Linked DNA regions of Homo sapiens: region 1 is linked to region 2. A link is an interaction called in ENCODE POLR2A ChIA-PET data of the cell type or tissue named here. Cell type or tissue: PC-3. All regions are shown on one strand. Each heading gives the region's core, and the rest is flanking DNA. Links, peaks and the distances in the headings are about the cores only. Region 1 overlaps IFI35 (interferon induced protein 35). Region 2 overlaps PTGES3L-AARSD1 (PTGES3L-AARSD1 readthrough).

Evidence for each region. Peaks named below come from ENCODE experiments on the same cell type or tissue, not always from the same donor. Only the 100,000 strongest peaks of a DNase experiment are listed, where the experiment ranks them.
Region 1: POLR2A ChIA-PET joins it to region 2 with 16 read pairs; 28 of 35 experiments call an interaction of 5 or more read pairs at or near these places.

The regions. Positions count from the first base shown.
Region 1 is chr17:43,009,930-43,012,840 of GRCh38, reverse strand. It overlaps IFI35 (interferon induced protein 35), which reads right to left. Exons shown (of 7, transcript NM_001330230.2): 2 at 564-662. Among named protein-coding and RNA genes, the nearest start is that of IFI35, 4.6 kb to the right of the region's middle. In PC-3, for the core only: no CTCF peak of the experiment used is centred there; a DNase peak (open chromatin) is centred at 1,860; H3K4me3 peaks cover 500 bases; H3K27ac peaks cover 2,154 bases.
Region 2 is chr17:42,951,418-42,954,328 of GRCh38, reverse strand. It overlaps PTGES3L-AARSD1 (PTGES3L-AARSD1 readthrough), which reads left to right. Exons shown (of 17, transcript NM_001136042.2): 15 at 551-605; 16 at 2,435-2,529. It overlaps AARSD1 (alanyl-tRNA synthetase domain containing 1), which reads left to right. Exons shown (of 12, transcript NM_001261434.2): 10 at 551-605; 11 at 2,435-2,529. Among named protein-coding and RNA genes, the nearest start is that of AARSD1, 12 kb to the left of the region's middle. In PC-3, for the core only: no CTCF peak of the experiment used is centred there; no DNase peak of the experiment used is centred there.

The sequences.
Region 1 (2,911 bases), core at 319-2,818, 58 kb before region 2:
TACTTTACAGATGTTCAAGTAACATAATGGAGGTCACACAGCAAGGAAGTAGCAGAGCCAGGAATAAAACCGAGAACTCCCCAGCTCTTTTTTGTGTTTCTTTGTTTTAAAGGGAGTCTTGCTCTGTCACCCAGCTGGAGTGTAGTGGCATGATCTTGGCTCACTGCAACCTCCACTTCCCAGGTTCAAGCAATTCGGACTCAGCCTCCCAAGTAGCTGGGATTACAGGCATGTGCCACCAAACCCAGCTAATTTTTGTATTTTTAGTAGAGACGGGGTTTCACCCTGTTGGCCAGGCTGGTCTCAAACTGACCTCAGGTGATCCACCAGCCTCGGCCTCCCAAAGTGCTGGGATTACAGGCGTGAGCCACTGCGCCCGGCCTAATTTTTGTATTTTTAGTAGAGATGGGATTTCACTGTGTTGGCCAGGCTGGTCTCAAACTCCTGACCTGAGGTGATCAGGCCCCCTTGGCCTACCAAAGTGCTGGGTTTACAGGTGTGAGCCACCGCACCCGGCCTCGCCAGCTCGTTTTTACCAAACAACACCAGATCTCCCACCTTACCTTGTCTTTGGGGGAGTCCCCGAGCTCCTTTCTCAGCTGCTGCAGGTCCCACAGCCTCATCTTGAGTCTGGCCTGCTCCTCCTGAAGGGCGTGGAGGGCCTGTTGGGGCAGAAGGAAACAACAAGACTTCTACCCGCCCTTCCAGAGAATCAACAAGCCCAGGGGAAGTGGGGCCTATTCTGGACGCTCCAAAAGCAGAGTTGATGCTAAGCTCAAGAACAACCCAACCCCTTTGTGCTGCCCTGGGCTGGTCTTGGCCCCCTCCACCCAGGGCTTGGCTGGCCTCATCTCAGCTGCTCTTGAAAGGGCAGGAGCCTTTGCAGCGTCCATGACTTGTTCGTGACCACAGATCTAGAGTTCAACAAACACTGATTAAGCTCCTGCTAGAAAGTGCTCGGCACTGACACAGGCAGTGGAAGATAAGGGTACGACCCTCAGGCCTGCCAAACAGTGCTCAAGAGTACATGATCACATGACTGACTGTGAAGGGCAGCCGGAATTTGGAAGAGGGACAATCCCAAAGGGGTTAACCCAATTAGGGACACCTCCAAGAGGAGGGGAGACTAGTTGCAAAATGTCATACAGTCATATTCTTAACTAACGTTTACTAAGTACTTACTATATGCCAGGCACTGTGCTAAGCCCGTCTGATGAATTATTTCATTCAATTCTTAGAACAACAGGGTATCTAAGATAGATATCCTGTGATCCTTATTTTATTGATTTATTTTTTTAATTTTTATTTATTTATTTATTTTTGAGACAGAGTCTTGCTCTGTCTCCCAGGCTGGGGTGCAGTGGCGCGATCTTGGCTCACTGCAGCCTCCACCTCCCAGGATCAAGTAATTCTCCTGCCTCAGCCTCCCAAGTAGCTGGGATTACAGGCACCCACCACCACACCTGGCTCATTTTTGTATTTTTAGTAGAAACAGGTTTTCACCATGTTGGCCAGGTTGGTCTCAAACTCCTGACCTCAGATGATCTGCCCGCCTCGGCCTCCTAAAGTGCTAGGATTACAGGTGTAAGCCACAATGCCTGGCCAATCCTTATTTTATAGATGAGGAAATTAAAGCTCAGAGAGGTTAAATGACTTGCCCAAAGTCATTTGGCCCTAGGCTGTCTGACTCCAGAGCCCACCCACTAACCTGTGCTTTACAGTGAAGAAATGAAGCCCAGAGTGGGGAGGTAGTTTACCCATCAATTCTAGCTTGTCCCTGGACTGTCACACTTTCCACTGTACACCAAGTAACCTTTTAGGCTGGGTGTGATCTGGAATGGGTCCAGAGAGAGAACTGACATCACAGGCAGGGAAGTGACACCAGGGATACCAATAAATGCACCTTTGTTTGTGGAATAGAGCAGAGTTCACCCTGTGGTTAGGAATCCTGATAAAGAAGTTCAGCTCAGAGAAGCATGAGATCTCTTGGAAAGATAGGACTCTGTTCTGACCATCTCTGTATTCCTTGTGTCCAGCAAGATCTCCGGCACAAAATATGTGTCCGGTAAAACTGTGTTGAATGAAGAAATGAAGTGAATGAATGACGGTAAAGGAGCACATTACAGAGGACACCAAAGAAATTCAGTGTGAGTTTGTTCTATTTTTAGCAGAAGAATACTAGAGCTTGACCAAATTATGCTGGTTTATGAATAGTGAAAAAGATCATTAGTTATTCATATTTCTGTAACTCAGAGAGTGCTAACACAGTGCCTTTAAGGGCCAGTTGGATGACATTAATGAGTTAATAGAGCCATGTAGGATAACAGAGAGTGGTGGGGACTCTGACGCACTGGGAAGAGCATGTCCTTTCTAAAGTAAACTGCTTCTAGCCATAACAAAGTTTCCCCCCACAGCAAATCTACCCATGTTTTTGTTTTGTTTTGTTTTTTGAGACAAAGTCTCAATGCCACCCAGGCTGGAGTGCAATTGCTCCATTATGGCTCACTGCAGCCTCGACCTCCTGGAATCAATCAATCCTCTCATCTCAGCCTCCTGAGTACAGGCGTGTGCCATCATGCCAGCTATTTTTTTTTTTTCTTCTTTTTGGGACGGAGTCTCACCCTGTCGCCCAGGCTGGAGTGCAGTGGCGCGATCTCTGCTCACTGCAAGCTTCGCCTCCCAGTTCACTTCATTCTCCTGCCTCAGCCTCCCGATTAGCTGGGACTACAGGTGCCCGCCACCACGCCTGGCTAATTTTTTTGTATTTTTAGTAGAGACGGGGTTTCACCGTGTTAGCCAGGATGGTCTCGATCTCCTGACTTCATGATCTGCCCGTCTTAGCCTCCCAAAGTGCTGGGATTACAGGTGTGAGACACCGCGCCCAGCCCTCTATTTTTTTTTCTTTTCTGAG
Region 2 (2,911 bases), core at 185-2,684:
TCTGGAGTGCAGTGGCATGATCTCGGCTCAGTGTAACCTGTGCCTCCTGGGTCCAAGCGGTTCTCGTGCTTCAGCCTCCCGAGTAGCTGGGGGATCACAGGCATGTGCCACCACACCAGGCTAACTTTTGTATTTTTGGTAGAGCTGGGGTTTCCCCATGTTGGCCAGGCTGGTTTTGAACTCCTGACCTCAAGCAATCTGCCCACCTTGGCCTCCCAAAGTGCTGAGATTACAGGTGTGAGCCACTGTGTCCAGCCTGTATCTTTCTTTAGGACTGTCCCCTACCTCCTTTACTCTCTAACAGATTTCTGCTTATCCTGGTGAATCCTATTTAAGGGAGATGGAAACAAACCTGGAGGTTGATTACAAACTGCAGAGGCTGAGAAGGGCAGCTTGCTGGCTTTCAGCCAGTACTCTCTCTTGGCTAAGGGATATGGGACTTTATGTGTACATAGGCAGCAAGGCCAGCCTCAGAAGGAGGGGCCAGGCTTCCTGCAGTTTCACAGCCACCACTCCAACCTGGGTCTCATGTCTGTGTCCTTTGTTGTAGGAAGGAGGGTGATTCAGAGTTCATGAATATCATTGCCAATGAGATTGGGTCAGAGGTAAGAGGAGCATGAGATTCTCTACCCCGGCCTGGATAGAGACCTAGGGAGACATAAGTGAGGGGCGCTAGTTTAGCCAAAGTCCCTCCACATGAACACATGAGGAGGAGGAAATAGCCATTCATTCAATACTGTTTTCTTAGTACTAGCTATATGCCAAGCTCTGTTTTAGGTGTTGAGCTAGATCTATGTTATTGCTCTCTCTGGGGCTGTGATGTTTATTAGCTTCTGAGCTCCTTTCATCAGAGCTCTAGCTCCTCAAAGCCATTCAGGTTTATGTGTGCTGGGGATCCAATATTAGAAATATATCAGTGGGCTGGTCGCGGTGGCTCACGCATGTAATCCCAGCACTTTGGGAGGCCAAGGTGGGTGGATCACTTAAGATCAGGAGACCAGCCTAGCCAACATGGTGAAACCCCATCTCTACTAAAAATAGAAAAATCAGGCCAGGCATGGTGGCTCACGCCTGTAATTCCAGCACTTTGGGAGGCTGAGGCGGGTGGATTGCCTCAGCTCAGGAGTTCGAGACCACCCTGGGCAACATGGTAAAACCCTATCTCTACTAAAATACAAAAAATTAGCTAGGCGTGGTGGCATGCGCCTGTAATCCCAGCTACTCGGGAGGCTGAGGCATGAGAATCTCTTGAGCCTGGTAGGCAGAGGTTGCAGTGAGCTGAGATTGTGCCACAGCACTCTAGCATGGGCTACAGAGTGAGATTCTGTCTCAAAACAGAAGACAAAAATTTGCTGGGTGTGGTGGCAGGTGCCTGTAGACCCAGCTACTTGGGAGGTTGAGGCAGGAGAATTGCTTGAACCCTGGAGGCTGAGGTTGCAGTGAGCCGAGATTGCGCCACTGCACTCCAGCCTGGGCAACACAGACTGTCTCCAAAAAAAAAAAAAAAAAGTAAATACAGGAGTGGGCAAGCCCCTTTGAAAGCCATCCCCGTCCATTTTCCTCTTCCTCTGGCTTTACTTACTCTTCCCACTCCTGATGGTCTCTAGCCTAGAGATTTCCAGGTCTTTTGTTTGTTTGTTTGTTTGTTTGTTTTTTTCAGAGACAGAGTCTTGCTCTGTCACCCAGGCTGGAGTACAGTGGCGTGATTATGGCTCACTGCAGTCTTGAACTCCTGGGCTCAAGCAGTCCTCCCACGTCAGCCTCCTGAGTAGTTGGGACTGCAAGCATGAGCCACCATGCCCCACTATCTCTTTTGTATTTACTCCAGAACCCTTCTTTGGAATGCCTACTGTGGGTAAAGCGTTGTGTATCTCTCTTTTCATAATTCTTCTGTATAGACAGAACTGATTCTCAAGAAGCTCATATTCTAGTCTGGGAGACAAATATGTATGTCGACATTTATAATTCAGAATGATAGAGTGATGAATGCTAGAGGTGGAGGAGCACATTACCTGAAGGATAGGGAGGTTTCAGGGGAGGGGCCCTTGAAGACTGCTTAGAGGTCATCAGACAGACAAGGGGCAGAGGCGGCCAGGCAGAGGGAAACCTGGTGGTTTAGGCAGTGGCAGGGAAAGGATGTGTGGTGGGGAAAAGTTTGCAAGAGTGAAACCATGAAAGGCATTTTCTGCTTAGCCAGGATCAGCAGTCTTCTGCTGCCTTCTTAATGTTTCACCTAAGTTCCCATAGTTGCTCTCAAAAAGTTTCTTGGCCCTCGTGGGCCAGTGTGGAGGGGCTGTATCATCATTCATCAGGAGCGTCACTTGGTGGTTTAGGGGGAAATAATCTATTCTTAAGATTGAAGAGAGTGCAGGATTTGGGGGGTTGACTCTACATCCTTCAGTATCAGAGCTTATCTCCTTGTCTTACCTCCTAGGAGACCCTCCTGTTCTTAACTGTGGGCGATGAGAAAGGTGGTGGACTCTTCTTACTGGCAGGGCCACCTGCGTCTGTGGAGACCCTGGGGCCCAGGTAATTCTTTGTGGACTCTCTTGCACATGTAGTAGAGCCTGTATCCTACAAATACATTCCTTTACTGAGTCAAAGGACCATCACATCTGCGATCTCATTTAATTCACATCATGGGCATGTGAGGTGGGCTGAGCAGAGATAATTATTACTACTGTCATTTCCAGTTTGACAGTTGAAGGTCTTTTGGCTCCACATCTCACATGTATGTTTTTGTTTTTGTTTTTATGAAATGTGTTTGTTTTTGTTTTTTGAGATGGAGTCTTAGTCTGTTGCCCAGCCTGGAGAGCCCAGGCTACTCAGCTCACTGCAGCCACCACCTCCCAGGTTTAAGCAATTTTCCTGCCTCAGCCACTCAAGTAGCTGGGATTACAGGTGCACATAA